Regions from separate parts of the Homo sapiens genome. Here region 1 is linked to region 2. The links are chromatin loops, found by intact Hi-C in ENCODE. Cell type or tissue: heart right ventricle. All regions are shown on one strand. Each heading gives the region's core, and the rest is flanking DNA. Links, peaks and the distances in the headings are about the cores only. Region 1 overlaps LOC105377731 (a long non-coding RNA gene). Region 2 overlaps RPL26L1 (ribosomal protein L26 like 1).

The links. Peaks named below come from ENCODE experiments on the same cell type or tissue, not always from the same donor. Only the 100,000 strongest peaks of a DNase experiment are listed, where the experiment ranks them.
Region 1: a loop joins it to region 2, with 10 times the contacts of the local background. A loop is called at or near these places in 75 of 110 quality-filtered maps.

The regions. Positions count from the first base shown.
Region 1 is chr5:173,272,533-173,289,140 of GRCh38, reverse strand. It overlaps LOC105377731 (a long non-coding RNA gene), which reads right to left. Exons shown (of 4, transcript XR_941237.3): 2 at 15,182-15,329; 3 at 8,219-8,337. Among named protein-coding and RNA genes, the nearest start is that of MIR12118, 23 kb to the left of the region's middle. RefSeq lists silencers at 5,121-5,260, 16,124-16,324. In heart right ventricle, for the core only: CTCF peaks have their summits at 4,922 and 5,123 (motif pointing right); a DNase peak (open chromatin) is centred at 5,200; H3K4me3 peaks cover 488 bases; H3K27ac peaks cover 964 bases; H3K27me3 peaks cover 614 bases.
Region 2 is chr5:172,965,880-172,982,487 of GRCh38, reverse strand. It overlaps RPL26L1 (ribosomal protein L26 like 1), which reads right to left. Exons shown (of 4, transcript NM_016093.4): 3 at 13,889-14,029; 4 at 12,717-13,075. The coding sequence ends at 12,947. It also overlaps the pseudogene LOC285591. Among named protein-coding and RNA genes, the nearest start is that of ATP6V0E1, 9.6 kb to the left of the region's middle. In heart right ventricle, for the core only: a CTCF peak has its summit at 3,557; no DNase peak of the experiment used is centred there.

The DNA of each region.
Region 1 (16,608 bases), core at 3,659-6,158, 310 kb before region 2:
AAGTTCGAGACCAGTCTGGGCAACATAGTGAGACCTCCTATTTTTTTTAATAAAATAAAATAAATGTTGCCAACTCACTCAAAGCTCTTAAAAACACCAAGCAGATCAAACAAAGCACCTTGTGTGGGCCGCCACTTTGCAACTCTGATATGGAAGGATGCTCCTGGATCACTGGCCTGACCTCTGGCCTCACTGGGTTCCCATCAGAGTCAAAGTTCAGCTCCTTACTCTCCAGGCATCTTTCCAAGCAGAGAGAGTGAGACAGAGGATGAGCCAAGGACCTGGGCTCAAAGTTGGGCTCTACAAGAGCTGTGTGACTTTGGACAAGTCACTCACCTGGTCTGGGCCCTCATTCTCTCATTTGTAAAGTAGAGATGACAATAATTTCTGTGTCACAGGATTGCTCGGGGCCTGGATGAAAAGGACGCAGGAGGAACAGTTTGGTGGGCTATAGAGCTCCTTGCAGATGTGTTGGGGCCACCTCGCCCAGGTAGCCTCAGCCTGTGGTCTGCCAGGAGAGGTAGAAAGGAAGTGGCCCCAACCCCACCCCACGCAGCCAGGGTCTACCTCACAGCTACTTCCCCCACCTCCCGCCTTTGCACCCACACAGCCTGGAGCCTGTGCACCCCGCATCCCTGGTGACCTCGCCACCACGCTTCCTCCCAAGAGGGAGACTGCCCGCTTTGACCAGTAGACATCGCAGGCCAGCCACTTACGCCCGTACATGACACAAACTTTTAAAATCAGAGAAATATTAAAAATATTTAAAAATGAACAACCCCTATGTACCCATAAATAATTTGATGCACAATCAACTAAGTAATTATTTCCATGCACAAAGACAGGAATTACTTGCAGTATGTTTTTATGAAACTGGAGTCAGGTGCACATTGCATCTCCTTTTGACTTGCTCATTTCTCCACGCAATTGACATATGCGACTGTGTTCGTTTCAATGGTGGCACAGAGTTTCACTGGTTTTTAAACCAGTCCCCTGTAGGTGGACGTTACTTCCGATTTTTTTTTTTTCTAACACAGGCAGAGCCCCTGAGAGCACCCCTGTGCCTGTAACTTTGGGCACTTTGGGGGATGTTCATTCTTAGAGGTGGAAACACTGAGTCAGAGAAGTGAGCGTTTTGTGTGAACTGATATTATCAAATTGCCCTCAGAGGGGCTAGACCAATTAATGCTTCCTGAGCAAGGTGTGAGGAGACCTCATGACCTCATCCCCTGCGAGCCTCCTAACATCTTCCTTTTGGTCCAGGACCTTAAGAAAACCCATTCCCAGGCCGGGCGCAGTGGCTCACACCTATAATGCCAGAACTTTGGGAGACCTAGGCCAGTGGATCACTTGAGGTCAGGAGTTCGAGACCAGCCTGGCCAACATGGTGAAACCTTGTCTCTACTGAAAATAAAAAATTAGCTGATGTGGTGTGCACGCCTGTAATCCCAGCTACTTAGAGGCTGAGGCAGGAGAATCGCTTGAACCCGGGAGGTGGAGGTCGCAGTGAGCCAAGATCACACCACTGCTCTCCAGCCTGGGCAACAGAGTGAGTGAGACGGTCTCAAAAAAAAAAAAAAAAAAGAAAGAGAGAAAAGAAAACTCGTCCCCTTTGCACCCACTGATGCATCAACTAGATGCTCAAAGTTGCCTTCCAGGTGCCCTCATCCAGAATTTGTTAAACTCATCTCCTTACCTGAAATCTACTTCCTCAGTGCACTATTCACTCATTTTGGTGGCCAATCCTGCCCTCTGAACTCACCATCCCTCCACCTCCTTTATGCTTTGCCCAGCCCCTTCCCTCCTTCTCAACCCCTGCCCGTGAAACCACCTGCACCAAGCCCGCCTCCCTACTGCCCTGGTAGCCCCACCCCCACGCTCCCCATCCTCTCCGAGGGAGAGATCCCCAGCGCAGGTGTACAGGCTGCGCCCCAGATGCGTCATCACTGTCTAGTCCTCTGTCCAGGACTTGTTAAGAGAGAAAAGTGCTATATTGGGATGGTAGAAGTTTATGAGTCCTTTCATTTTCTTTGATTTATACAAGTTATTTTAAGTTGTAAAACATTTATTTACTAAGGAAAGTAAAGAAGCCTAAGGTAAGCATCACAAACTAATTTTAAAAATCGTTGTAACCAAAATATTGTGGCTGATCACAGTAGGGTACTGCATAGCTTTCTTAATAAACTCTGAGACTGAAAAGTCAGTGCTTGTGGTCAGGGTTACCGTTTAAAGAGAGAGAGATCCCCTGGGGTTTTCCTGAGTTCCCTCCAAGCATTCTGGATGAAGAGGGCCACTTATGTCCTCCCTGACAGGGAAGAGAGAGTTCCCAGATGCTCGGGCCAACAACATGGAAGACCCAATTATTAGCTTCAGGTAGTTCTTACCTGAAGCTAAGGACAGAATAAGAGAGAAGGTAGAGGAGGTATAGGAGAAAACCGGTGAATCAGGAGGAAACCTCGGTTGGAACCCTGACTACATCTACAGTCTGTGTGGCCCTGGGCAGGTCATTTATCCTCTCTGACCCTCAGTCTCTTCCTCTGAGAATGAGTGTAATAATTCCACCTTATAGGTATGTGAGGAATCCAGCACAATCTTTAATAATCATTGGCAAGTAGCAAGTATTTAATAATTGTTGGCTGGACCAGAATCTTTGAACCCGCCCCTGCAAGCAATCTAGCAAATTCTGTCTAGGTTCACAGTGGACTCCTGAGCTAAGTGAATTTAGCAATCTGTGGCTAAAGTGCCTCTCGTTGATTTTTTAATCTCAGAATAGGCTGGCTGCTTCCCTTCCTCAGGGAATAGTTTGTCTTGACAGGGCCCACCATTAGTGAGTTTTTGTTTTGTTTGGTTTGGTTTTGTTTTGGGCTAATGCCATGGCTGATAGGCTGAACATGCAAGCACTATTGTGTAGGAAAATATTTTTGCTTGAGCAGTCCCTGTCCGAATACACCCTTTCCACTTCTCTCTAGCACTCCTGGTTCTTAAAGACTAACTAGGGACTCACGCAGTGACTTACACCTATAATCCCAGCACTTTGGGCAGCCAAATTGGGAGGATCACTTGAGGCCAGGAGTTCAAGATCAGCCTGGGCAGCATAGCAAGATCCCAGTCTCTACCAGAAAAAAAAAAAAAAAGATTCACCTCTTGAAGAAGTCCACTCTAGCCCCTCACTTTGCACTGCTTCAGCCCACAGGCCTGCAGTTGGTACACACATGTATGCAAGCACACACATGCATGCACAACAGTCTTGCAATATTTTATACTCGTTAAAACTCTCCAATTGCTTTATGTACCTACGTCAGGCCTCCCTAACTAATACATAAGCTTCTACAAGATTAGGTGTCTTCTAAATTTCAGAACTTGTAAATGCCATTTACAGAGCATCTACTATGTACCATGTATTTCACCTACATTATTTTGTTAAGTCTTCCCAACAACTTTGCAAAATTTAGGTGTCATTATGTTCAATTTGCAGATGTGGAAACTGAGGCTCAAAGAGGTAAAGTAACTTATCCAAAGTCATAGAGCTCAGCACTCAAGGTGCACAAGTTGACACTTGTATTAGTCTGTTTTCACACTTTAATAAAGACATACCCAAGACCAAATAATTTATAAAGAAAAAGAGGTGTAATGGACTTACAGTTCCACTTGGCTGGGGAGGCCTCACGATCATGGCAGAAGGCAAAAGTCACATCTTATATGGCAGCAGACAAGAGAGAATGAGAGCCAAGTGAAAGGGGAAACCGCTTATAAAATCATCAGATCTCGTGAGACTTATTCACTACCATGAGAACAGTATGGGGGAACCACCCCCATGATTCAGTTATCTCCCACCAGGTCCCTCCTGCAACACGTGGGAATTACAGAAGCTACACAATTCAAGATGAGATTTGGGTGGGGACACAGCCAAACCATATCAACACTCAACAAATAATTTTGAATGACTGAAAGGATGGATGGATGGACAGATGAATGAATGGATGGTTGGATGGATAGTTGAATGATGGGTGGGTGAGTGGATGGATGGATAGATGAAAGGGTGGATGACTGGATGGATGAGGGGATGGATGGATGGATGGATGGATGGACTGATGAATGGATGGATGGTTGGGTGGACTGATGAATGGATGGATGGTTGGGTGGATAGTTGAATGATGGGTGGGTGAGTGGATGGATGCGTAGATGAATGGGTGGATGGTTGGATGGATGAAGGGATGGGTGGATGGATGGATGGATGGACTGATGAATGAATGGATGGTTGGGTGGATAGTTGAATGATGGGTGGGTGAGTGGATGGATGGATAGATGAAAGGGTGGATGATTGGATGGATGAGGGGATGGATGGATGGATGGATGGATGGACTGATGAATGGATGGATGGTTGGGTGGATAGTTGAATGATGGGTGGGTGAGTGGATGGATGGATAGATGAAAGGGTGGATGATTGGATGGATGAGGGGATGGATGGATGGATGGATGGACTGATGAATGGATGGATGGTTGGGTGGATAGTTGAATGATGGGTGGGTGAGTGGATGGATGCGTAGATGAATGGGTGGATGGTTGGATGGATGAAGGGATGGGTGGATGGATGGATGGATGCATGGATGGGTGGACTGATGAATGAATGGATGGATAGATGGATTGATAGGAGGGTGGATGAAAATATGCAAGGGTGGTGGATGAATAGATGGACAGGTGGTTGGATGACAGGGTGGACGGACGGATGAATGGATGGATGGGAGGGTGAACGAATAGATGGATGGTGGATGGATGGATGAACAGACTCAGCATATAAGTGGTGGAGCCAAGTTTATCTGACTCCAACAGGCCTTTCCATGTGAGCATAAGAGAGCTCCTGCTTTTTAGCACCAGAATAGGGACACAGCAGGCACTGTCACATAGTCCCCCAAACACAGGGTAGCAGCTGACCATCCTGGTTTCAACCAGTTTCCACAGCTGCCTGGATGCGGCACGTGCGAGCGGGATTCAGCCACTGGGTGAGCCATGACGGTGAGAACCAAAGATTCTCCTCCTCAGTAACCCCACGAGTGAGTTGATGGGCTGAGGTTCTGGTTTACCGGGACGCGCCCCCAGTGAGCAGGAGGAGCCCCCGCACCAGGCCACACGGGGGCAGCAGCTCGGCGTCTGCAGGCATCCGCGCACAGCCGGCGGGCAGGGCTGGTTCCGGAGGCCGCCGGGTAAGCACGTGGCGCCCGGTCTCACCTTCGCGCTGGCGGCGGGCTGGTTCCTGCAGCGCCGCTGGGGTGGCGGGGGCGTGGCTGAGAGTGCTCTAGGAAACACTGGAGCAACCACACGTCCGCGCCCGCCCATGGGGCACCTTCAAACCAGCCGGGCATGGGCGGCACAACTCTGCGCAGCCCTTAAAAGAATGGGGTTTTGCTGCTGCCAAAGATCCCGGAGCAGCAGCAAATGAGAAAAGCAACGTGCTGGACGCGCCTGGAGTGCCACCCCTTTGTGGATTCTAAATGTGTGCAAGTAACTAGATGCATTACTTGTCTATTGGCCCACGCACAAGAAAATTCTTGAAGGAAACCCAGCAGTTTACTTTTTATTTTCTGCCTTTCTGTGCTGTTTGAATGACTGTTTTGCCGTGGGAATGTATTCTCTCTCTCTCTCTCTCTCTCTCTCTCTCTGTCTCTCTCTCCCCCCCCCCTTCCCCTCTCTCCCTCTCTTATCTCCCTCTCTCCCTCTAGTCTTAATAGGAATTATCTGGAAATTGGGATTGGGAAGATTTTTTGTTTGCTTTTCCTTTCTTACACGTTCTTGGTTTTTTAACCTAATGTTTTTAAAGGAGGAGGGAGACAGTTTAGGGGTTGCTGCTGGCCCTGCCTCCTTAGCCCTGGGGGCAGGAGGGCTGGCTGGCAGCACTTGACTGCTTGGTGACCCTCCCTCTCTAGGGCAGGGAGCAGGTTCGGCCTTAGAGCCTCAGGTCCAGGACGCCCAGAGCCACAGGGGGCCCAGGCCATTTAACTGTCCAGGGCTGCCTTGAGGAACCAGGATGGGTCCATGAGGTACTGCGTGCTTGTAAAGCGCCCTGGCCCGCTGACATAGAGGGCTTCCAGTGGGGCCCGAGAGGCAGAGCTCCGGTGAGAATAGCAGGGCCATGGAGTCACCGAAGCCACAGACTTGACTTGAAGATTTGCCAATTCAACCTGGGCTGGGATCTGCATCGTCCTTGACAGTTTCATCGGGAGATCAGCCTGCTATAGCAAAATGGTCAGGACTTAGAACCCAACAGACTTTATTTGGACCTGGTTCCTGCATCTGACAGCTGGGTGACTTTGGGCAAATAACTTGACCTCGCGAGTCTCAGTTTTCTCATTTGTAAAACAGTAGTTATAAGAGTATTATCATAAAATTTAGCATGGATGTATGTAAACCACCTAGCAAAAAGACTGGCGAATAGCAGTTTTTAATTCTTGGTGGCTCTTTCCATTCTCCCTCTCCCTCTTCTTCCTCTTCTTCTTCTAGTAAGGAAATCGTAAAACTGAATGGAATAAAAACTGAATCGAGAAGCCAGGCGAGGTGGCTCATACCTGTAATCCCAGCATTTTGGGAGGCCAAGGCGGGCAGATCATCTGAGGTCAGGAGTTCGAGACCAGCCTGGCCAAGATGGTGAAATCCTGTCTCTACTACAAAAATACAAAAATTAGCCAGGTGTGATGGCACATGCCTGTAGTCCCAGCTACTTGGGGGGCTGAGGCAGGAGAATTGCTTGAATCCGGAAGGCGGAGGTTGCAGTGAGCCAAGATTGAGCCACTGCACTCCAGCCTGGGTAACAAGAGTGAAACTCCGTAAAAAAAAAAAAAAAAAAAAAAATGAATCGAGAAAGTCAACTATCTGGTGATCGTCATCTAATTGCCCCAGGTCCATCTCTGAACCAGATTAGTGTCTCCTAAAGATCTCAATCCTACACCCAAACTCAAGTGCCCCATCCAAGGCAGAGACCCATCTCCCGACCCTGCAGTTCCTACATGTTCTCACTTGAAGGCAACATTGAGCTTTGGATTTCAACCTACCCAGGGGCGCTCCCCTCTCCTCTCTTCTCCCAGCCTAGACTAACAGAACCAAACTACTCGCGACACTTAAAGAACAATTCTAGAGATAAAGCAAAGGCATGCCACTTCACACAGCTGACAGCAAAGGTAGGAAATTTACTAACCCTCAAAGTGACACTGGCTGAAAATATAAATGGGTCTCAATGGGAGACAAAATAAATCAGGTGCATGGGGGAACTATGTGCATCTTTGCAGACTTAACTATGAATAATTTTTAAGATTACAAGCAGCGGCTTGTAATCTTAAAAATTATTCATAGTTAAGTCTGCAAAGATGCAAAAACCAAACACCGCATATTCTCACTCATAGGTGGGAATTGAACAATGAGATCACTTGGACACAGGAAGGGGAATATCACACTCTGGGGACTGTGGTGGGGTCGGGGGAGGGGGGAGGGATAGCATTGGGAGATATACCTAATGCTAGATGACACCTTAGTGGGTGCAGCGCACCAGCATGGCACATGTATACATATGTAACTAACCTTTACAATGTGCACATGTACCCTAAAACTTAAGAGTATAATTAAAAAAAAAAAAAAAAAGATTATAAGCAACATAAATAACAGTGATGGCTAAATAAACTGATGCATCCACTTGAATGCATATTTACAATTATAATGAAGATTACGCAGTAACTTGGGAAAATTCTACAAATGGAAGGAAGAACACAAAAACATATTCAATATTTTGATTCCAGATATCTAAAAATTCTATGTACTTGTAGGAGAAACAAAAGGAAAACAAATAAAATTGAATTGCTGAGGTCATAGGGCTAGGAGTTGTTTTCTCCTTCTATGTTGATTTCATATTGTTTATTCACTTTTTTTTTTTTTTTTTTTTTGAGAAGGAGTCTCACTCTGTCGCTAGGCTGGAGTGCAGTGGTGCAATCTCGGCTCATTGCAACCTCCGCCTCCCAGGTTCAAGAGATTCTCCTGCCTCAGCCTCCCAAGTAGCTGGGACTACAGGCGCCCGCCACCACACCTGGCTAAATTTTTTTTGTATTTTTAGTAGAGACGGGGTTTCACCATGTTGGCCAGGATGGTCTCGATCTCCTGACCTCGTGATCCACCTGCCTCGGCCTCCCAAAGTGCTGGGATTACAGGCGTGAGCCACCGTGCCGGGCCGTTTACTCACTTTTTAAATATTAGGACTATTCACAGGCAGGGTGTGGTAGAAAACACAGATTCTGTCATTGCACAGTCCTTATGCTTCCAGCTCTCCGAAGTCCCTGGATGTCCAGAGTAGAGGCACTCCTGTGAATGAAGATACAGATGGTCTCCAGAAAGCTCCTCAGAAAATGTGGACTCTTTAAAAACACATTAGAAAAGAAGAATGTATGCATCTCTTAAGTTAGCTCTGTTTCCTATAGAAAAGCAGAATTTCACCAGGAAGGGAAGAGAATGGAAGAAAATGGCAGGAGACACTATCGCGTAATAATAACCGCTTATTTGAACAACTTGGTTTATCTACCTATGACATAATAATAATTCTTTGCCAAGTATTAAGCCTCACCATGTATTAGGTGCCAAGCATTACACTGAGTACTTCACACACATTATCCCATTTAATGCACTCAACAACCTCATGTGGCAGTACGTGGTGCTTTCCACCCTTTTTATCTTTCTGTTTTGGAGACAGAATTTCGCTCTGCTACCCAGGCTGGAGTGCAGGGGCATGATTAGAGTTTACTGCAGCCTCACACTTCTGGGATCAAGTGATCCTCCTGCCTCAGCCTCCCGAGTAGCTGGGACTACAGGTGCATGCCATCACACCTGGCTAATTTTTTAATTTTTAGTAGAGGCAGGGTCTCACTATGTTGCCCAGGCTGCTTTCTACCTTTCATAGATGAAAACTAGAGGTCACAAATGGTCACTGGCCTGACGCTGCATCGCTTGTTAGTGGCCACGCCAGGATTTGGACCCCAGTGTGTCCCTTACTAATGCATATGCTCTTCCCGCACATACACAGCCAGAACTGCCTAGAAGGGCAGGACCTGGGCTTGGCCTTAAACACCAGGCAGAAAACAAAAGCCTTCACTGGAGACCCTCATCTGCATCATAATGGTGACAGTGTGATATCTGACATGTGTGATGCCAGCAGACCTGGGCATTTTTGTTGCCAGGGTGAAAGCAAAGCGTTCAGTTAGCAGGAGGGCAAGGGAAGGTCTCAGGAAGATGCTCACGGGTTCTGGCTCTTTTTGTTCCACCTATTCCTCCTTTCTCGCTTTCCTGCCTCTCAGCATCAACAGGTGACCCTACACAGCCCACTGGCACAGACTGAGTCCCTGCCCACGTGTAAAAGTTCCAGGGTCACGCAGCTCGATTCAATCCACAGTTCCCAAGAACTCCTGAGAACAGGCCATCATGAAGACTGTGTTTGCGAATATGCCAAAAGGAAAGATTTTTTTTTCCGAGTGTGGTGTTTCACGCCTGTAATCCTAACACTTTGGGAGGCCAAAGCGGAAGGATCGCTTAAGCCCAGGAGGTTGAGGCTGCAGTGAGCTACAATTGCGCCATTGCACTCCAGCCTGGGTGACACAGCAAGACCTCATCTCAAAAGACAGACAGAAAAAGAAAGAAAAAGAAGAGGTAGGGCACTAATAGGAAGGCGCTGTTATTGTGCCTATTACAGAGATGAGAACACTGAGGCTCAGAGACAGGAAGGAACTTCCCAAGCTTACTTAGCTGGGAATGTGACAAATTCTAGAGTCCAAGTTCACTGGAGCTCAGGCTTTCAACCCCTGTAATAGAATGGCTTTCGCTCTGCAGACCACTTTGATGGAAAAAAGAACAAAAACTTCACGGCAACCTCTGTACGCCTCAGGCCCTTCATCTGTAAAATGGGCCAATAATAATAATGCCTAGCTCCAGGGCTGTTGTAAGGATTAAGTAAATTAATATATGTAAAGTGACACATGGTTTGCACTCAGTAGATATTACTTGCTCTTTAATTATTATTGAGATTATAGAGTCAAGGCTTGGAAGGACCAACACCCCTAGAACAGCTTCCAATCTCCACTTAAACTGCAAAGGTGCATCCTTGCTCCATGAGGCATTTTGTTCTTTCATTAAGACATTTGTGATTAGAAATGTCTTCCTAATATATGTGGCCAAATCTGGCTCATACAGCATGCATCCTCCCCCAGGTCTATTTCTGCCCTGGAGGGAGATAGAATGCAGCCAGCCTCTCTAGCTTGGCAGTGCTTCCCTGCTGAGGAGAAGCCCAGCGTCCACCCAGGCCCCCTCACCACTCAGCACCTCTCTAGAGGCCCAGAGCAGGACGCAGGCATTTAGCTGGGCCCTGCCGCCTCCCTAACCTGGACTAATATCAATGCAAAATTGATTCCCTATCATCTTACGTTAACAGAACGTGGGAAAAGGAGAAAAGATATAAAAGTATAATATTGAAAAATAAAAATGGCAGTTGCATTCAGAGCACTCTCTGATGTCATGTATCTCGGTTCACAACACTTCCTGATTTTTTAGCTTCTGTCCCCAGGTTTATTCTCGCTGACAACTCAAGCTCTTCTGGGGTGAGGCCCTCATCCTGGCTTCTGTTCGCTTCTAGCACATTCAGGCACTGAGAATAAACCCGGCAAACAAGAGTTGGATTCAAAACACATTTCTGTCCACGCAACCACTCATCACGTGGCCAGGCCTGTCTGGAAGCCTGAACCCTGCCCAGGGGCCTCCTGTGCCAGCCTTCATCACTGGAATGGTGTCTACGCAGCAGCCAGAGGAGGGCCAGGCTCCAGGCCAACTTCCCACAGAAGCAGCATTGGCGTTTTGAGTATCTTTGTCTCCCAGGGGCTGCAGGGAGCGGGGACGGTTGAGGGAGCCTCTCCATGTCAAAGAAAGATGTTATGAGACTACAGGAAGGACAGATAAAGGGTTGCTTTCTCATCTTAGAACTTAGTGAGATTCCTCTGAATGTGTGGAAGTATTCTGGAAAGTGAAAGCCTTATTCCAAGTCTGAGTTAAGTACTCTCACCTATGTGCCCTCCTTCTCTGAACTTACCGTCTTAGTACTTACCACTAGATTGCAATGGTCTGTTTGCTTGTTTAGATCTCTCACTAACACAGAAGTTCCTTGAGGGTAGGGACTGTGTCTCTGTTATTGTCACCTGATTTCCCAGTACAATGCCCAGACATAGGTGGTCAATACGTTTGCATTGAATGAATTGATTACATGAATGACTCATTTTAGCACTTACCATCCGATCCACACACTGTACTTGAAAAGAAGTTGCACAGGTTGAGCATGGTCACTCATGCCTGTAATCTCACCACTTTGGGATTTCTGGCCAGGAGTTTGAGAACAGCCTGGGTAACCCCATCTCTAGATAAAATGTCTAAATTACATATTAAAAAATAAAAAATATAAAGAATCGACACAGCCTAATGAGAGATGCATTGGAGGGCTTCCAGTCTCAAGATAAGGGAATAAAGATTTTCCTTTTGACAATCTCACAAGGACAAGAAGCAGAAGAAACAGATGTACAGACTACATCTTCCATGAACCCAGGAGGCGTGGCGTCTATAACGCTTAATTCCAACATAGAAAGATAAAAAGCACTGGAAAAATGTAAATGACTCAGCGGAGAAGTAGCAAGGCAAACACAAGCGTCTTCAGGGTTGGGTGGCAGGGCCCACAAATTGTTCTACAGAGCCCCAGAAAAGGCTCAGAAATAGGAGGCATCGAGTGCTCACGTGAGATAGAGATTGAACAGGAATGAAAACAAGAGTTGTTTGAAAAACCTCTTTAAAGAGTACAGAGTCAATCGACTGATGAATGGATAAATAGATGGGTCTATCCTACAGTGGAATGTTACTCAGCAATCAAAGGGAAGGAAGCACTGAAACGTGTCACAATATGGGGGAACCTTGAAAGCATCATGCTAAGGGAAAGAAGCCAAACACAAAAGGCCCCATTCTGTATGATTCTATTTTGATTATATTTATAGGAACATCCAGAATTGGCAAATCTATACAGACAGAAAGTATATTAGTGGCTTCCAGGGGCTGGGGCGAGGGTGGAGGGAGGAGTGACTGCTCATGGGTACAGAGTTTCTATTTGGGGTAATGAAAATGTTCTGGAGTTAGATAGTGGTAATGCAGTCATTGTGAATATACTAAAAGCAACTGAATTGTACAACTTAAAGAGGTGAGTTTGCTTTATTTTTTGTTTGTTTGTTTTTACTTTAAGTTCTGGTATACATGTGCAGAACGTGAAGGTTTGTTACATAGGTATACATGTGCCATGGTGGTTTGCTGCACCTGTCAACCCATCATCTAGGTTTTAAGCCCCACATGCATTAGGTATTTCTCCTAATGCTATCCCTCCCCTTGCCCCTCACCCTGACAGTCCCCCGGGTATGATGTTCTCCTGTCTGTGTCCATGTGTTCTCTTTGTTCAGCTCCCACTTATGAGTGAGAACATGCAGTGCTTGGTTTTCTGTTCCTGTGTTAGTTTGCTGAGAATGATGGCTTCCAGGTCCATCCGTGTCCCTGCAAAGGACATGAATTCATTCTTTTTTATGGCTGCATAGTATTCCATGGTGTATACATGCTGGAGAAATAGGAATGCTTTTACACTGTTGGTGGGAATGTAAATTAGTTCAACCATTGTGGAAGATGGTGTGGCAATTCCTCAAGGATCTAGAACCAGAAATATCATTTGACCCAGCAATCCCATTACTGGGTATATATCCAAAGGATTATAAAAAGAGGTGAGTTTTATGGTATGTGAATTATATCTCCTTGAAAAGGAGCACACAGAGCTTCCAATCAGCTTCTGATTTAAACATAAACCGAGAAACGAGAATCCCCATAATCTTGAAGAATACCACCATGAAAGACAGACCAAACATAAAAGACTATGAAGAAACTCAGAGCACAGAGAGATCATGTACAGCTCAGAAAAACATCGAAGAATCATAGTTAATATTCTCTGTGTGATAAGAGAAGATATTGCTCCCATGAAACAGGAGATGCATACTATAAAAAAGGAAAAGTCAAAGAACGAGAAATTGCTCTGAGTAAAAATTTTTGTTTATTGCTGAGATGAACGAATCCTTCAATAAGAGGAAGATAAAGGATATTTAAAATAAAAAGCTTAGATAAACATAAAGTTCAGTATATCCTCCTGAAATATCCCTTGCAAAATAAAGAGCCAAAAAGATGGTAATAGGTAAGGAAAGATTGAAAAGAAATTAGAGAAGCAATTTGAGAAGCCTCACATGAAAATCTAAGTAATAGGAATTCCAGAAAATGACATCAGATAAAATGGTGAAATGGAAATTATCACAAAAAAATTCAAGAAAAGTTTACAGAATTGCAAAGCATGCATCTCCAGATTTTAAAAGCCTTCAAAGCCTCCAACATAACAAATGATAACAATAACTATGCAAAGGAACATAATTCTGAAATTTCAGAACAGCAAAGATAAAGAAAAGATACTGAACACATCCACAGAGAAAAAAAAAAAAAGCCAGTCCAGATACAGTGGCTAATGCCTATAATCCCAGCACTTTGGGAGGCCAAGGTGGGAGGATCATTTGGGCTCACCAGTTCAAGACCAGCCTAGGCAACAAAGTGAGACACCATCTATACAAAAAAATAAAAATAATAAGAATTAGCCATGCATAGTGGCATGCACCTGTATCCCAGCTACTGAGGAGGCTGAGGCAAAAGGATTGCCTGAGCCTAGGAGTTAAAGGCTGCAGTGAGCCATGTTCACACCACTGTACTCCAGCCTGGGCCAAAGAGAAAGACCCAGTTTCAAAAAAAAAAAAGAAAGAAAGAAAGAAAAGAAAAGAAAAACAGCCAAGTTACATACAAAAATATCAAGAAATAAAATAGTAACAGACTTCTCAACAGCTAGAGAAAAATAGGGAACTTACTTCAAAAGCTTAGGAAAAATGAATTTCAACATCTATATCCAGCCAGATTATAAATCAAGCGAAAAGACAAAATTAAGACATTGTAAGCATGCAAGATCTCAAGAATTCACCACTTGCACACCCTTCCTGAGAAAATTACTGAAGGACAGTATCCAGGAAAACAAAGAAGGCAGAGAATCAGGAGAAGAAGGAACCAACAGAAGAGAAAAGTAAACAGATTTCCCAGGAAATGGGTGAATGAAAATACCAGGATAAGCAGAAAGCTTATAGATCAGGAAGAGCAGGCTCTTCAAGAAAAAGACTGAACTGATGCATTATCTGATGGTTTGACCATAGAGAAAATGATATGGAGTGGCTAGCAGAGCTGTTGAAGAGCAAGTCAGATATTCAAAGAAAACCAAGCACATAGAAAAATTGTACAAGAAAGGAAACTTAATCACAGTAGACTATCAGGTTCAATGGTGAATACTGTTGAACCATGTTTTTACAATGCCATAATAATGTAAATACTGTATAAACATTTTATAAAATAATAAGTTCTATTGGAAGAAAAAGGAAAGAGAAAATATGCATGGAATAAAATCTTCATTTGCATAATTGAAGGTCAAACAATAATGGTCACAATTGATAAATCAAGAGATAGCTTAATATACATGTTACTTGGAAATATTGAAGCAAATACCCGAATAAATAGCAAATAGGCTAAAAGATGTTGTTTCTGGGAGTGGGGATGAGGATTAGTTGGGTGGCTGGAAGTGATAGGGCAAGATTCTTTTTTTCCACCCTGTCTCCCAGGCTGGAGTGTGATATCTGCTCACTGCAACCTCTGCCCCCTGGGCTCAGGCAATCCTCCAGCCTCAGACTCTCCTGAGTAGCTGGTACTACGGGCACACCACCATACCCAGCTAATTTTTGTATTTTTTGTAGAGACGAGGTTTCACCACGTTGCCCAGGCTGGTTTCAAACTCCTGGGCTCAAGTGATCCTACTGCCTCAGCCTTCCAAAGTGCTGGGACTACAAGTGTGAGCCACTGCACCCAGCCTGAGCAATATCATTTTAACAACACTTTGTACATTGTTTGCACTGGCTTTGAAGGCAACATAATTTGACCTGGTTCTGCCACTTCCAAGCTGGTGACCTTAAGTGAATTATTCCCCTCTTCAGGCCTCAGTTCCTTCTGTGTTAATAATTCCTACCTGGTACGTGACAGGGACACAACGTCTTAGTAGATGGTAAATAAATGGGAGGCCCTTCTCACTCCTCCTGTGTTCCACATGAAAGTCATTTTGAGTCGTCTGGGGAGCAGCGGCTCTATCCTTTGCCCTTTTTGTAAGCACCCAGCACCTAAGAAAGTATATGACAGGGATGTCATTTGACAAACTGCCAAATCGAATAATTGGATGTTACAACTGAGTGCTCACCTGAGAGAAGGCAGTTTATTGAGTGATAACTACAGGAAAACAGAGATAATGCTATTATAATAATACCATTACTACTATAGCATTTCAATTATTCCCATAGTAACAGAGTTGTATGAGTTTAGCTAAAATAAAAGACTGCAAGATAGTCTGGTACAGTCAACAATTTCTAGCCCTTCTTTTTTTTTTTTTTTTTTTTTTTTTTTTTTGAGACGGAGTTTCGCTCTGCCGCCCAGGCTGGAGCGCAGTGGCGCGATCTCGACTCACTGCAAGCTCCGCCTCCCGGGTTCACGCCATTCTCCTGCCTCAGCCTCCCGAGTAGCTGGGACTACAGGCGCGCGCCACCATGCCCGGCTAATTTTTGTATTTTTTTTAGTAGAGACGGGGTTTCACCGTGTCAGCCAGGATGGTCTCGATCTCCTGACCTCGTGATCCGCCCGTCTCGGCCTCCCAAAGTGCTGGGATTACAGGCGTGAGCCACCGCGCCCGGCCCTTCTAGCCCTTCTTTTATTTTAAAAGTCCCCGTGGCCGAAGACTTTCATTTTCCCCCAGTCTCATTTTCCCCTTCTTTTTAATAATAAAACCCCAGGCTGCATCCTGGCTGCCCCAGCAGAGATTACATTTCCCAGACCTCTTTGCAGTTAGGGGTGGTCCCTGACCAAGTCCTCACCAATGACAGTGAGAAGACTTGATGTGTCTGATTCCCACATCTCTTCCTGGAAAGGAAATTGCCTACCCTCAACTATCTCTCTTTCTCCCATCACACAGGCTGGTGACCAACAAGATAGGAGGAGCCTGGGGCCCTAGATGTCTTAGTGGAGCCGAGCTGCCTTCCTGCCTTCACCCAGCTATCGAGAGCCTACGGTGTCTTATGAGGCCGACTGTTGATTATGAATGCATGGTGCTGGACATGCCAGGGAAACAGAGCTGACTGTTGATTATGAATGCATGGCGCTGGACATGCCAGGGAATACACAAAAGCCAGTTATAGAGGGACTCCTGCTTCAGTTCTACAATTAAGCAGCAATTAGAGTTTGTCGTTAGTTTTTAATTTTTTAATAAGTCATAGATACACATGCTTCAAAACTCAAAATAGCAAAAATGTATGCTGTGAGACGTCTTTCTTTACCCTGTTTCCCTGCCTGGATCCCATCCCACCCTCAGTGGTCAGATAAATACTGTCATTAGTTTTCTGTGGATTCTTC
Region 2 (16,608 bases), core at 2,371-4,870:
ACTCCAGCCTTGGCGACAGAGTGAAACTCTGCCTCAAAAAAAAAAAAAAAAAGAAAGAAAGAAAAAGAAAGGTAAAACAGTTTTGTTTGTTTGTTTGTTTTTTGAGACAGGGCCTTGCTCTGTCACCCAGGCTGGAGTGCAGTGGTGCTCCATAGCTCACTGCTGCCTGGAACTCCCGGGCTCAAGCCATCCTTCTGCCTCAGCCTCCTGAGGAGCTGGGACTACAGGTGTGCACCACCACACCAGCTAATTTTTAAAATGTTTTGTAGAGACAGAGCCTCGCTATGTTGCCCCGGTGGGTCTTAAACTCCTGGCCTGAAGGGATCCTCCACCTCAGCCTCCCAAAGTGCCGGGATTACTGGCATAAGCCACCGTGCTGAGCTGATAAACAGGGCTTAGAACGCTTGCTGAGAATTTTCACATATGTTAGTTATAGTATGCGCCAAGCTTGGAATAGACAAGGAAGCCAGTTCTCAGAGAGGTTGAGGAGCTTGATGATAAAGCTTACAGGTGAAAGCAAGATAGAAAGCAGGTCTTTAAATGCAATGTGCTTTACCAGGGACCATGGTTTCCTTGCAGTAGCCACATTGCATTAACTCCTGATTTCTTTCATCAAGTAGAATGGATTCCTGTATTAAACGGGAAACTGGACCAATAATCTTCAACATCTGTACCAACTTTTCGGACATGATTCTAAGCCTTTAACCTGATCAGCAATGTAGAAAACTAGTTTGTCTCCTTTGTGCTCATAATGCTTCCCCAAAACTTAGCCCCAGCAGAAATCCTATGGTCCTTAAGTTCTAGCCCAAACACCGCCTTCTCCAAGACCCATTTCATCCTGTTAGCGCATCTCTTTGGCCTTGTTGTATATGTATCTTGACCAACCCTCTACTAGAGGGCCAACTCCTTGAGAATAGGCACTGTTTCACTGATCTTTGTTTCCGGGAGGACTTTATACATAGAATGTGCTCAATAAATAACTGTGCAACTGAATTGAGTAGCTAAGAAGGGATGAGGTCAGAACAAAATTAGAGAAAGAAGTTCATTTCTACTTTCTCCTTCCTTCCTTCCTTCCTTCCTTCCTTCCTTCCTTCCTTCCTTCCTCTCTCTTTCTTTCTTTCTTTTTTCTTTTTTTGATGGAATCTCACTCTGTTGCCCAGGCTGGAGTGCAGTAGCATGACAATGGCTCGCTGCAACCTCCACCTCCCTGGTTCAAGCGATTCTCCTGCTGCAGCCTCCTGAGTAGCTGGGATTTACCAGCGCCCTCCACCACACCAGGCTATTTTTTTTTTTTTGTATTTTTAGGAGAGATGGGGTTTCACCATGTTGGCCAGGCTGGTCTCAAACTCCTGACCTCAAGTGATCCGCCCACCTCGGCCTCCCAAAGTGCTGGGATAATAGGAGTGAGCCACCATGCCCAGCCCCTTTCTTTCTTTTTTTTGAGGCAGAGTCGTGCTCTGTCACCCAGGCTGGCATATGGTGGTACAATCATAGCTTACTACTGCCTTGAACTCCTGGGCTCAAGGGATCTTCCCACCTCGGCCTCCATAGTAGCTAGGACTACAGGCGCATGCCACTATGCTGGCCTAATTGTGTGTGTGCGTGTGTGTGCTTGTGTATGTGTGTGTGTGTGTGTGTGTGTATGTGTGTGTAGAGATGGGGTTTCACCATGTTGCCCAGGCTGGTCTCGAACTCCGGCCTCAAGGAATCCTCCTGCCTTGGCCTCCCAAAATGCTAGGATTACAGGTATGAGCTGCCGCAGTCAGGCCCTTTCCTTTTAAAAATGGTAAAATACAGGTAACATAAAAGTTACTATCTTAACCTTTTAATTTATTTTTATTAATTTATTTAGAGACAGGGTCTCGCTGTCATCCAGGTTGGTGTGGTCTTGGCTCACTGCAACCTTCGCCTCCTGGGTTCAAACGATTCTCCTGCCTCAGCCTCCCAAGTAGCTGGGACTACAAGCATGCACCACCACACCCAGCTAATTTTTGTATTTTTAGTTGGAGACGGGGTTTTACCATGTTGCCCAGGCTGGTCTCAAACTCCTGACCTCAGGAGATTTGCCCGCCTTGGCATCCCAAAGTGCTGGGATTACAGGCGTGAGCCACTGCACCCAGCCCAGAACTTTTTCATATCCCTTCAACAACCACTTCTGGCCAGGTGCAGTAGTGAGACCCCCATCTCTACAAAAAATTTAAACAAAAAATTAGCTGGGCATGATGGTGCATGCCTGTAGTTCCAGCTGCTGCGGAGGGTGAGGTGGGAGGATTGCTTGAGCCCAGGAGGTAAAGGCTGCAGTAAGCTGTGATCACGCCACTGCACTCCAGCCTGGTGATAAAGCAAGACTCTGTCTCAAAAAACAAACAAACAAAAAAACAACCACCTCCCATATTCCACCCCCTAGCCCATGGCAAGCACCATTCTACTTTCTGTCTCTGTGAGTTTGACTACTCTAGATTCCTTCAAGAGGAATCATACGGCATTTGTCCTTTTGTGGCTGGCTTATTCACTTAACATAATATCCTCAAGACTCATCCATGTTGTGCAAGTGTCAGAATGTCCCCTTCCTTTTAAAGGCTGAATAATATTCCATGTGTGTATACAGTACGTTTTGTTTATCCATTCATCCATCGATGGACATTTGGGTTGCTTGCACTTTTTGGCTATTGTGAATTCTTTCCCATTTCTTAAACAAGTGGAAATTTTTGTCTTAAATTGATCCCTTTTTGTGTCTAACCTTTGCTTTATCTTCTGGGCAGCCTCTTTGAGAAGCAATGTCTGGAAGTACAAGGATGTAACTCTTTTTTTTTTTTTTCCTTTTTTTTTGAGACAGAGTTTTGCTCTTGTTGCCCAAGCTGGAGTGCAATGGCACGATCCCAGCTCACTGCAACCTCCGCCTCCTGAGTTCAAGTGATTCTTCTGCCTCAGCCTTCTGAGTAGCTGGGATTACAGGCACGTGCTACATGCCCAGCTAATTTTTATTTTTATTTTTATTTTTTAGTAGAGATGGGGTTTTGCCATGTTGGCCAGGCTGGTCTCGAACTCCTGACCTCAGGTGATCCACCTGCCTCGGCTTCCCAAAGTGCTGGGATTACAGGGGTCAGCCACCGCACCCGGCCAGGGATGTAACTCTGTTGTTGTTGTTGTTGTTTTTTGAGATGGAGTCTCGCTCTGTCTCCCAGGCTGGAGTGCAGTGGCGTGATCTCGGCTCACTGCAACCTCTGCCTCCCGGGTTCATGCCATTCTCCTGCCTCAGCCTCCCGAGTAGCTGGGACTACAGGCAGCCACCACCACGCCCGGCTAATTTTTTGTATTTTTAGTAGAGACGGGGTTTCACCGTGTTAGCCAGGATGGTCTCGATTTCCTGACCTTGTGATCCGCCCGCCTCGGCCTCCCAAAGTGCTGGGATTACAGGCGTGAGCCACCGCGCCCGGCTGGATGTAACTCTTTAGACACCAATTCTGTCTAAATCTGTTGGTTTCATCTGTGAAAGGAGAAAAGTTAGTATCTCAGTATTATATATGTGGGCTAGCATTAGCCTATAGCTCCCTCTATCAGCCAGTCTGTCAAAAGCATTTTATCACACACCAAATGAAAACTGTCCCCATTCAGTGACCCATCAAATGAAGAGATACTGTCTGCCCTCAAGGTGCTAAAGTCTTCAGGAAACAAATCAGACTCTGGACAGTGTGGTCCAAGGACCCTTGGGGAGTCCCTGAGACTCCCCAAGCAGGTCTTTTTCTTTCTTTCTTTCTTTTCTTTCTTTTCTTTCTTTTCTTTCTTTTCTTTCTTTTCTTTCTTTTCTTTCTTTTCTTTCCTTTCTTTCCTTTCTTTCCTTTCTTTCTTTCTTTCTTTCTTTCTTTCTTTCTTTCTTTCTTTCTTTCTTTCTTTCTTTCTTTCTTTCTTTCAGATGGAGTCTTACTCTGTCACCCAGGCTAGAGTGCAGTGGCGTGATCTCGGCTCATTGCAACCTCCATTTCCTGGGTTCAAGCAATTCTCCTGCCTCAGCCTCCCATGTAACTGGGATTACAGGCGACTGCCACTGCTCCCAGCTAATTTTTGTATTTGTAGTGGAGGTGGGGTTTTACCATCTTGGCCAGGCTGGTCTCAAACTCCTAACCTCGTGATCCACCCACCTTGGCTTCCCAAAGTGCTGGGATTACAGGCATGAGCCACCATGCCTGGCCACCCCAGCAGGTCTTTTCTAACTGTGAATCTCTGTAAGGCTGAATTTTCTTCCTGTAGTTCATCTAAAACAACATATCACATCAGATTGAATGCAGTAGTATTATGAGAATGCATTTGTCTTCTATTAAACCAGAGGTCAAGGCGTTCTCCCAAAATGTAACACAATGTTACTCTTCCAACCACATGTTTTGTTAGTTTTGGAAAAAACAGCTATTTCTCATATAAATGTTATGTTAACATGTTATGGGTTTCTTGTTGCTCTTTTTGTATGAATTTAAAATAAATATGTTGGCCAGATGCAGTGACTCGCGCCTATAATCCCAGTGCTTTGGGAGGCTAAAGCAGGAGGATCACTTGAGGCCAGGAGTTCCAGAGCAGCCTCGGCAACATAGTGAGACCTCCATCTCTACAAGAAACAATTTTGATGTGGTGTTATCTCCTGTAGTCCTAGCTACTTAGGAGGCTGAAGAGGGAGGATTGCTTGAACCCACAAGTTCAAGGTTACAGTGAGCTATAATTGCACCATTGCACTACAGCCTGGGTGAAGACTGAGATCTTGTCTCAAATAATAATAATAATAATATAATAAAATTAATATGTTAAAATTTGAAGTTTTAATTTCTAACATGACAAATATCAATAGCTATAACCTATATAAATGTAAGTCCCTTGGGTCCTCCATAGTTTTTAAATATGTAAACAGGTCTTGAGACCAAAAAGTTTGAGAAGCACCACTAGAGGAAAAACCTCAGAGGCCCCCCAGCAGCATCAAGGAAACAAGAGTTGACTGAAACACTATTGTGCAACGAGCTGAGGAGCCCTTCTTTCCTAAACTCAGTCCTGTAGGTAAAAACAGGCATGCAGAGTCACGAAGATATGGTGTCATAAAGCCCCTTTCCAAGCTACTCTGGAAGCTTGGAAGTTACTGGGGCAGCTGAAAACCCTAGCAGGATTTATTACTCCTTAGCCCAGTAGTGTATATGGAATGTGCACTGTGTATGGCCACCAGTACTACTGCTGCCACCGTTGCTGGAGTGATTGCCACCTGCCAGACATTGGACTAGGTGCTTTGAATTATCTGTCTCATTTAATGCTCACGACACTGAATATAGGTATTTTTAAATCTATTGTACATAATTTTAAAAGGCTTAGATTTGGTTTATTTATTTATTTATTTATTTTTGAGACAGAGTCTTGCTCTGTCTCACCCAGGTTGGAGTGCAGTGGCGCGATCTTGGCTCACTGCAGGCTTCACCTCCTGGGTTCAAGCGATTCTCCTGTCTCAGCCTCCTGAGTAACTGGGATTACAGGTGCCCGCCACCACAACTGGCTAGTTTTGTATTTTTAGTAGAGACAGGGTTTCACCATGTTGGCCAGGTTGGTCTCAAACTCTTGACATCAGGTGATTCACCTGCCTCGGCCTCCCAAAGTGCTGGGATTACAGGTGTGAGCCACTGCACCCAGTCCTAAAAGGCTTGTAACTTGTAATTTGTAACTTGTCCAAAGCATAGCTGTTTTCAGTGACAGAGCTTGGATCTGAACACGGCTCTTTGTAGCTCCTGTTCTTCCCACTAAGCCATGTTGCCTCTCCTATTTCTTTTTTTTTAAGCAAAATAATTTTATTTCCTAACATATGGTAACATATACATCCAATATGTGCTCCCCTTGCACATCTATTCACAAGTGACTTCCAAATGACAACTGCCTTGATATTTAAGCACGTGCTGAAAGTTATCTTAGTTGAGATATGAAAAATGCTTTAGATGGGTAATGTTCTGAGTACATGGGATTGGTCACAGCAGAATTTACTTAGATGAGTTCTACACATTTAAAGCTTTGAAAAGCTACTATTTTACATCTAATACATCCAGATGAACACGATGCAGCAATATCAGCTTGTATTCCAGAGAAATCCCATTAGTTCTTCTGGTGATGGAACCACGTATCCACGTCTGTTGGTACTGTGCAGGCAGATTCACAGGGTGGTGGTAAAGCATCCACAATGGCTCTGGCAGCATCAGGATCACACTTGAACAGGCTCTCAGACACAGTTTTGTTCATGCAGCTGATTCCTTTTCCATTCATTTTCTTAGTCACTAATGCTTTCCAATGGTCATGAGTGCTTTTAATAATATCAATTGCAAAGTCCTTATCTTCAAATTCTGCATTAAAACAAACTCATTTTCTGGTTTTCCATCAGGAACCTTATACCTTCTAAACCAGTCCACAGTAGCCTCTAAGTAGCCGGGTTTCAGCCGTTTGACATCACTGATATCAGTATAATTGCCTGCATCAGGATCATCCATATTAATGGCAATGACTTTCCAGTCGGTTTCCCCTTCGTCAATCATAGCCAATATGCCTAGAACTTTCACACCAATTATTTCACCTCTTGCACATACCTTGCTTCCAATTTCACACACATCAATTGGGTCATTGTCACCACAACAGCCAGTATGTTTATCATTGTGCCCTGGGTCTTCCCAAGTCTGAGGGATGGCACCATAGTTCCAGACATATCCTTTATACGGGAACAAATTCGCAACATAGCGAAGTTTTCTTTTTTTCACATCTTGTTTAATGGGGTTTAAAGGGTCCTTTGTAGCAACCTCCATTTTTGCATTAGACCACAGTGGTACTTCAACTACCACGTGGAACACATCCTTATCTGCATAAATTGGAATATCTTGAAATGGAGACATATATTGTCCTTTCTCATTTTTGAGGAAGACTCGGTACTTCAGGGAGAAGGGCGTGGCGCGCTCCTCAGTGCTGAAGCCGCTCATGGTGCCGGAGTCCAGCCGCCACCACTGCCACAGAGCCACCAGCCCACATGTGGCGCCGACTGACAGCCTCTCCCATTTCAAGAAATAAGTCGGCATACAGAGAATCCTAAATTACACACAACTTCACAAGATTCAGACATCATCTGCTGCATAAGATGAGACCTTTAAAAGCCTATTCTAGAACTAGCCACCCTTGCCAAGAATAAATTGGAAAGTGGTTGATTTAGTGTTTTTTTTTTTTTTTTGGTTTTTTTTTTTTTTTTTTTTTGAGACGGAGTCTCGCTCTGTCGCCCAGGCTGGAGTGCAGTTGTGCACTCTTGGCTCACTGCAAGCTCCGCCTCCCAGGTTCATGCCATTCTCCTGCCTCAGCCTCCCGAGTAGGTGGGACTACAGGCACCCACCACCATCCCCAGCTAATTTTTTTTTGTATTTTTAGTAGAGACGGGGTTTCACCGTGTTAGCCAGGATGGTCTCGATCTCCTGACCTCGTGATCCGCCCACCTCGGCCTCCCAGAGTGCTGGAATTACAGGCGTGAGCCACTGCGCCTGGCCTCTTTTTTTTTTTTAGACAGAGTCTCGCTGTGTCACCCAGGCTGGAGTGCAGTGGTGTGATCTCGGCTCACTGCAAGCTCCGCTTCCCGGGTTCACGCTATTCTCCTGCCTCAGCCTCCTGAATAGCTGGGACTACAGGCGCCCGCCACCACGCCCGACTAATTTTTTTGTATTTTTTTTTTTTTTTTTAGTGGAGATGGGGTTTCACCGTGTTAGCCAGGATGGTCTTGATCTCCTGCCCTCATGATCCTTCTGCCTCGGTCTCCCAAAGTGCTGGGATTACAGGTGTGAGCTGCCGCACCCGGCCAATTTAGTTATTTCTGATGGTCAAAGAACATTCTCATATCTGTGCATGTTTTTGTAATTATGGTGTTCAGATAATAAATCAACCTTATATAGCTGTTTAAATTTGGATGGCCTGCTTTTCTCATGAGGACTTTCTCATGGATCAAACTTTCAATAAACATTCAATTGAATATGAATATAATAAATACTGTTTTTGGAAGGCTACAAAAGAAACTGGAAACAGTGCCTCTGGAGAGAACCGAGTGACTGAGACTCAAGGTGACAAAGAAACATACTTTTCACCGTCTACTTTTTTGTTTTACCTTTTAATTTTGTACCATATATAAGCACTACTTATCTAATTAAAAAATACCAGTTTAAAAGGACAATGAACAAGACTCTGGTAAACTATCAGATAGGAACTGCTCAAAGTCTGCAGCAGCAGCAGAGAATGCTGGACTCGTGGTTAGTTGGGTTCTGTCTGGTTCCTGGAAGATTCAATTACTTGCTCATCCAACTCACGTCAAAAGTCCTGTGGCTTCTGGGTGCGGTGGTTCATGCCTGTAATCCGAGCACTTTGGGAGGCCGAGGCAAGTGAATTGCTTGAGCCTAGGAGTTGAAGACCATCCTGGGTAACATGGCGAAAACTCGTCTTTACAAAAACTACAAAAATTAGCTGGCAGTGGTAGCATGTGCCTGTATAGTCCCAGTTCTGGGAGGCTGAGGTGGGAGGATCGCTTGAGCCTGGGAGGCAGAGGTTGCAGTGAGCTGAAACCATGCCACTGCTCTCCAGCCTAGGTGACACGGCAAAACCTTGTCTGAAAAAAAAAGAAAATTATGTGGCTGAACATCTCATGCCTATGCAATGTGAAAGCAGACATTCAAAAGCAGTTATCTGAAGTTTAAAAGTCTGGCATCTTCCCAGAATAGCAGAAGGGAACCACTCAAGGGAATGGACATCCGCAAATGTGATGAAAAGGTCAGTAGAAAACTGTATAATTCATTCATTCCAGAAAACAAGCTAATACCCCATGGCCTGAACTTTGATAGGCAGGCCCACCCATCTGGCATTCTCCAATCCTCATTTCCTGCAGCAGCCCAAACACATCACTGTTGCCCTTAAACCCTTCCCTTTTTTCAAGAATCAGTATTTGTCTCACCTCCCTGGAGAAAAACTTTTCTCTATGTTCCTGTGAACGAATTCCATTGCCAATCTCCTTTAAGACAATAGCTAAAACTTCCTGAGCACTCTGTGCTTTACACACAGTATCTCAAGTAATAAGTCTGACAACTCTATGAAGTAAGTACTAATTTTATCTCCATTTTATAAATGACAAACCTGAGGCCCAGAGAGGTTAAGCAGTTTGCCCAAGGTCACACAGCTAGGAAATGACAGAGCTAAGATTAGAACTCAACTTGAGGCCTAGTTCCTGCTCTTGATCATGCATTATTATTATCAACCTGGCTCAGTATAAGCAGTGTGGTATGATTTGGATACCTACAGGGGGATTGCAGCTCTCAAAGCTCTTATTGGTCATTTTTCTTGGAATAAGTTGCTGAAAACAAGCCAGGTCTGATTCCTAGATGATATCATAACTTAAATTTACTAATGAAAGTAATGGCTGGAGCCTGGAGCTCAGACCAGGTTACAGACTGTAGAGTAAGGAGCTGTGAGTTTAGTATGAAATCTGACTTTCATGCAACTCTTAGAGTCCTAAAATATGTATTGGTTGAGAACAAAGACAAGAATCAAATTAGAAAATATAAATTTCAGAATTTACTAGTTAACCTACTCACTATACTCATTAGATACATAGCTCAGCATGTTAATGATTATACAGCTGCTGTATGGTGGGCACCTACTCTTTTATTTATTTGTTATTTTTGAGGCAGGGTTCCGCTCTGTTGCCCGGGCTAGAGTGCAATGTCATCATGGCTCACTGCAATCTTGACCTTCTGAGTTCAAACAATCCTCCCCACCTCAGCCTCCTGGGTAGCTGGGACTACAGGCATGGGCCACCACACCTGGCTAGTTTTTAAATTATTTTGTCGATATGGGGTCTCACTATGTTACGCAGGCTGGTCTGAAACTCCTGGGCTCCAGCGATCCTTCCACCTCAGCCTCCCAAAGTGCTGGGATTACAAGCGTGAGCCACTGTGTCTGGCAGCTTTTTACATAAATAGAAAAACAGAGAATCAGAAAAATGACCTCCCAAGAACAAGAGCAGGATTTGAACCCAAATCTGTCTGACTCCAGGGACAGGACAGTATCTGTCTACCTTGTATCAGTGAGTTCAGTGTATCAATGCCAAGTCAGAGAACACATCTTGAGTTTTGTGGTTTTTGAACTCACTGATTTTTTTTGTTTTTTTGAGATGCAGTCTCGCTCTGTCTCCCAGGCTACAGTGCAGTGGTGCAATCTTGGCTCACTGCAACCTCCGCCTCCCGGGTTCAAGCGATTCTCGTGCCTCAGCCTCCTAAGTAGCTGGGATTCAGGCGTGCGCCACCATACCCAGCTAATTTTTGTATTTTCAGTAGAGACGGGGTTTCACCATGTTGGCCAGGCTGGTCTCGAACTACTGACCTCAGGTGATCCACCCACCTTGGCCTCCCAAAGTGCTGGGATTACAGGTGTGAGCCACTGCGCCCTGCCAAACTCACTGATTTCTTTTCTGAAAAATAACTGCCTCTTTGAGTGCAGAGTGAATGTCAGAATTGGACATATAAGTAAACTGAACAATGATAGTGAAATTAACATTTGTATACTCATAGCTTTCAAAGAGTACTCAGAAACGGCCCATCTGATCTTGCCATTTTATCTTTGCATTTTCGATGAGATAAGAAGGCAGAGCAGGTATTATCATCTGTTTAGAAGTCCAGAGATGAGTAACTTGCTCAAAGGCTGATGACTGCCCAGTGGCAGAGCTAGGATTAGACCTGGACAGTTGGTGATAATGCTTTCCTAAGTAGCACTACCGGCTGCAAACACATAGGTTCTTGTCTGTTCCACATAAATATGCAGTCTCTTATCAGACTCCAGTGAAAGGCTGACAAGAGTGAAGGAAGGAAGACTAAAGATAAGTGGCTAATGTGGGAAGTGAATGGCCTTTTGATGCAGTCAGGCTCAGGTTCAAATCTTGGCTTCATTTCTTATGCTGTGATTTGGACAGTTAACCTAAGCTTGTTTTCTTCATCAGTCAAAATGGGAAACAACACTGATTCAATTAACATTTATTAAGAAATTCCAGTGTGTCAGATAAACCATTACTAGAAAGTCATAAAAGGCTGTTTGATACATTTTAATCAATACATTATTATTTTTTAGGCTAGTCATGGTGGCTCATGTCTAATTCCAGCACTTCGGGAGGCCAAGGCAGGAGAATCACTTGAGGCCAGGAATTTGAGACCAGCCTGGGTAACATACTGAGACTCCCATCTCTACAAAAAAATTTAAATATTAGCTGGGTGTGGTGGCACATGCCTGTAATCCCAGCTACTTGGGAGGCTGAGGTGGGAGGATCACTTGAGCCTGGGCTGTCAAGGCTGCAGTGAGCTGAGATCACACCACTGCACTCCAACCTGGGTGACAGAACAAGACCCTCTCTTGAAAAAAATTTTTTTGTGTTTTTTTTTAGGACAGGTGCAGTGGCTCATGCCTGTTAATTGCAGCACTTTGGGAGGCTGAGACAGGCGGATCACTTGAGGTCAGGAGTTCAAGACCAACCTGGCCAACATGGGGAAACCCCGTGGTGGCGCAGGCCTGTAATCCCAGCTACTTGAGAGGCTGAGGCAGGAGGTTCACTTGAACCCGGGAGGCGGAGGTTGCAGTGAGCTGAGATAGCGCCACCGCACTCCAGCCTAAGCAAGATGGAGACTCCATCTCAAAAAAAGTTTTTTTTTTTTTTCCCACAGGGACAGAGGATTTTGGATGTGGCCCTGGAGATACATTTTCTAAAAATTTTTATTCACTACATACCTCTCAAAGGAATTAAATCTTTTTTTCTAATTAAAAAAATTAATTTTTTTTTTTTTTTGTAGTGGTGGGGTCTCAGTAACCAGGCTGGTCTTACACTTCTGGGTTCAAGCCATCCTCCCACGAGTATCCCAAAGTTCTGAGATTACAGGCATGAGTCACTGTGCCTGGCCAAAGGAACTAAATCTTGAAGATTTAGTTGCTTGAAAGTTAGACCAGGAGTCTAATGCGGAGGCCAATGGAGGCCAGGCAAGAAGCGTATGGGAGCAGAGCAGGTGGGATAGGGAACCGCCAAGCCCTTGGCTGCACTTAACACTGCAAAACAGGGAGAGCCCCGTGGAGCCAGGTGAAGCAGGTGATTCTCTGTGGAGTCTCCCACATTTTAAATGTTGGAAAATATAGTGAAAAACAGTATCTCAGTTAAATCTTTCCTGTAGGCTGCCAGTTTCTCAAGTTAGTTCCAGAGGAAAAGGGGCTTTTTAGTCACATGAAAATGGCAATTGCAAAGTCAAAACTTTGGGAAGATAAGCCTGGTCAGGGAGCTGCACATGATTTGGTTTAGTTGGCACTTGGAGAGAAAGCTGGGGAAGCCCAAGTCAGGAGGCCAGAGAGCAATCTGTCAGGCGTGAGATGTGACAGTGCACATTACAACTGCTACTGAGTGGGGCAAATCCCTGTGTCAAGGACCAGAGCATGGCAGCTCACGCCTGTAATCCCAACACTTTGAGAGGCCAAGGCAGGAGGATCATTTGAGCCTAGGAGTTCAGGACCAGCCTGGGCAAGATGATGAGGCCTGTCTATATAAGACTAGAGCCCTGCCCTTTCTACTTCATCAGCACAAGAGTCCAGGCAAGAGGAGGGCCATTTAACCCTACCCCTGCGATTTTGCTGTTCCACACATTAAATAGGAAAAGACTGGCAAAGGGGAATTGATAGTAAGTGGAATTTATTTATAAAACAATGCAAATACTATGTGGAATTAGGAAGCATTTCCCATTTTTATTCATAAAATTATTACTTAAAATTGCAAAAGTAGATTTACAGAGGCACAGGTAACAAAACAGGAAATGAAATGTTCCAGACATTCCGAAAAGTTCGAAAGAAACACACCCTAGCCTCAAAATCTCCGGTTAAACCGTGGTTGCACAACAGGTTCTATTTATTCCTGCATTTTCTCAATAAGTTCTTCTTTATATTTGCCTTTCTCTTTTCCAACTTGTCGAGACTTGGCTTTGCGTTCAAGAATTTTTTTCCGATCCTTGTCCAGTTTTAGCCTGGTGATAACCACCTGTTGGGAGTGAGAAAACAGGTCTTTATTTCTGCATCCCCACCAGCTATTGAGCAATATAGACATCATAAGTTAAGTAAGACCTCAGCCATTCAGCTTTTAAGGAACTGAAACTCTGGAAGGAAAACAGACCCTGTAACACAATACAAAATAGGAACACAAAGGAAAAATAGCATGTTCCACTAGGTAGGCATGAGGGCTACAGGAAGATATATTCTCTCTTATTCCTCTGAATATTATGTGGTAGGGGAAGTGATGCCTAGAACACTTGGAAGCCTCTTGCAACCAGCTTAAAGACACAGCCATCGGCCGGCCATGATGGCTCACACCTGTAATCCCAACACTTTGGAAAGCCGAGGCGGGCGGATCACGAGGTCAGGAGATCGAGACCATCCTGGCCAACATGGTGAAACCCCATCTCTATTAAAAATATAAAAATTAGCTGGGCGTGGTGGTGTGTGCCTGTAGTCCCAGCTACTTGGGAGGCTGAGGCAGGAGAATTGCTTGAACCCAGGAGGTGGAGGTTGCAGTGAGCCGAGATCGCACCACAGCACTCCAGCCTGGTGACAGAGCGAGCATCCGTCTCAAAAAAAAAAAAAAAAAAAAAAAGACACAGCCATCACCAAGAAAGGCAAAACAGAAAAGAGAAGAGAAGAAAAATCTGGATCCTTGATGATATCACAAAGCTACTGAATCAATCAAGTCCACCTGGCCTGCCTCAGCCAACTGTGCAGGGAGTACCAAAACACCAATAACTTTGAACAGTATTGACACACTCCATGGCTGCTACTGCCACTCAGTCCTTGACCATACCTTGCTTGGGTGAATGCCCACGTGGACAGTTGTGCCGTTGGCCTTCTCACGCTGCACCCGCTCGATGTAGATGACATATTTCTTTCTGTACACCTGGACTACCTTGCCAATTTGCTGACCTTTGTAGTGTCCTCGAACTACCTAAGAGAAAATACAAAAGAGAATCCCCCTCCATTTGTAGTGCATGATCATAAAGAGGAAGCTAACCATCAGGAACACATGGGCTAAACATATAACTTTGTCAAAAGCAGCTTAATCCTGGCAGTCAAAAATTAGCTACTTTTCTGATATAAATCTGTGTTGTGCTATGGTTGGGTGGAGATTTTTTACCTGGATCCCACAGAAATGTGCGATATGAGCTTTAGAGGAAAAAGGAGAATACAAAACTACATATAGAATATACTCTGAACTATATATATATACATATATATGTCAAGTATCCCTTATTCGAAATGCTTGAGACCAGAAGTGTTTTGGATTTAGGGTTTTTGGGATTTTGGAATATCTGCATTACTAGCTAAGCACCCCAAATCTGAAAATCTGAAATCCCAAAAGCTCCAAAGAACACTTCCTTTGACCATCACGTTGACAAAGTCTCAGATTTTGGAGCATTCTGAATTTGAGATACTCAAACTATATGAGTGTATGTGTGTGTGTATATATATAATATATATTACATATGTGCGTATATGTATTTATATGTCATATATACATACACGTATCATATACATACACATATGTACTTATATGTAACATACATATATGTCATACATACATATATGTACTTATATGTCATATATACATATATGTGTATACATACGTATATATGTGTATATATGTATATATACACACACATTTCATATATATAGCATGACACAGTGGGATAAAATATATATATAAATATTGGTAACAGCTGCCATTAGGCAGGAAGCAGGATTACAGATGACTGATTTTTAGATTTATATTCTTCTAAATTTCAACATTTCTACATTTAATACAAATATTTTAAAGTCAGAAAAAAAATTTTAAATCTCACAGACTGTTTTACTGTACTAAAAATCTACTCTATTCAAAAACCAACTAGATTAGGGTTTCCTTGAAAGCAAGAGCTTATTTATTTATTTATTTATTTTTGACACGGAGTCTCGCTCTGTTCCCCCAGGCTGGAGGGCACTGGCATGATCTTGGCTCACTGCAACCTCCACCTCCCAGGTTCAAGTGATTCTCCTGCCTCAGCCTCCCAAGTAGCTGGGATTATAGGCACGCACCAGCAGGCCTGGCTAATTTTTGTATTTTTAGTAGAGACCAGGTTTCGCCATATTGGCCAGGCTGGTCTCGAACTCCTGACCTCAAGTGATCTGCCTGCCTCGGCCTCCCAAAGTGCTGGGATTACAGGTGTGAGCCACCATGCCCAGCCACAAGAGCTTATTAAACACCATGCATGGGGGCCGGGCACGGTGGTTCACACCTGTAATCCCAGCACTTTGGGAGGCCAAAGCCGGTGGATCATGAGGTCAAGAGATCGAGACCATCCAGGCCAACATGGTGAAACCCTGTCTCTACTAAAAATACAAAAATTAGCTGGGCGTGGTGGTGGGCGCCTGTAGACCCAGCTACTCGGGGGGCTGAGGCAGGAGAATCACTTGAACCTGGAAGGCGGAGGTTGCAGTGAGCTGAGATGGTGCCACTGCACTCCAGGCTGGCGACAGAGCGAGACACCGCCTCAAAAAAAAAAAACCACCAGGTACGATGTGACTCTGATTAATAAGCATAGAGGAGATACCACATATAAAGAACTAGAGAACCCCAATACTCCTAAAATGTCTACGTATAGCTTGTTTGGCTTATTTTCCAAGGCGATTTTTAGGTTGAAGAGGACAATCATATCTCAGTGAAAAATCTACCACAGACTACATGACCAGAGACTCTCAGGACACACCTGGAAGAAGTCTTGTTAATACCATCAAGACTGAAGAAATACACACATACACACTTTTTTTAAGAGACAGGGTTTCACTATGCTGCCCAGGCTGGTCTCAAACACCTGAGCTCAAGAGATCCACCCACCTTGGCCTTCCAAAGTGCTGGGATTACATGTGTGAGCCACTGCACCTGGCCAAGACTGAAGAAAGATCTTAGGCCGGGCATGGTGGCTCACAGCTGTAATCCTGGTACTTTAGGAAGCTCAGGCAGGTGGACTGCTTGAGTCCAGGAGTTGGAGACCAGCCGAGGCAACATAGCAAGACCCCGTCTCTACAAAAAAAAAAAAAAAAAAAAAAAAAAAAATAGTTAGCCAGACATGGTGGCATGCGCCTATGATCCCAGCTACTCGGGAGGCTGAGGTGGGAGGATCACTTGAACCCAGGAGGTTGAGTCTGCAGCAACCTGTTTTTGCACCACTGTACTCCAGCCTGGGTGACAGAGTGAGATCCTGTCTCAAAATAAAATAAAATAAAAAATTAATTTAAAAAATTTTTAAAAAGAGAAGTGGACAACCTCTGGACATAGTGAAGAGGAAGACAGGAGACAGGATAAGACTAAGTCGGCTGGTCGACTAGACTGGAGAGGTGAGGATGAAGAGGGAAGGATGATACTCAGAGTCTGGCTTGGGCAACCAGGTGGATGGCAATGCCATTGCCAGATGCAGAGATCATAGGGGAAGCCCCGTATTTTAGGAGGAAATAGTTTAGTTTGGAACATGCTAAATTTGAAGCATCTGG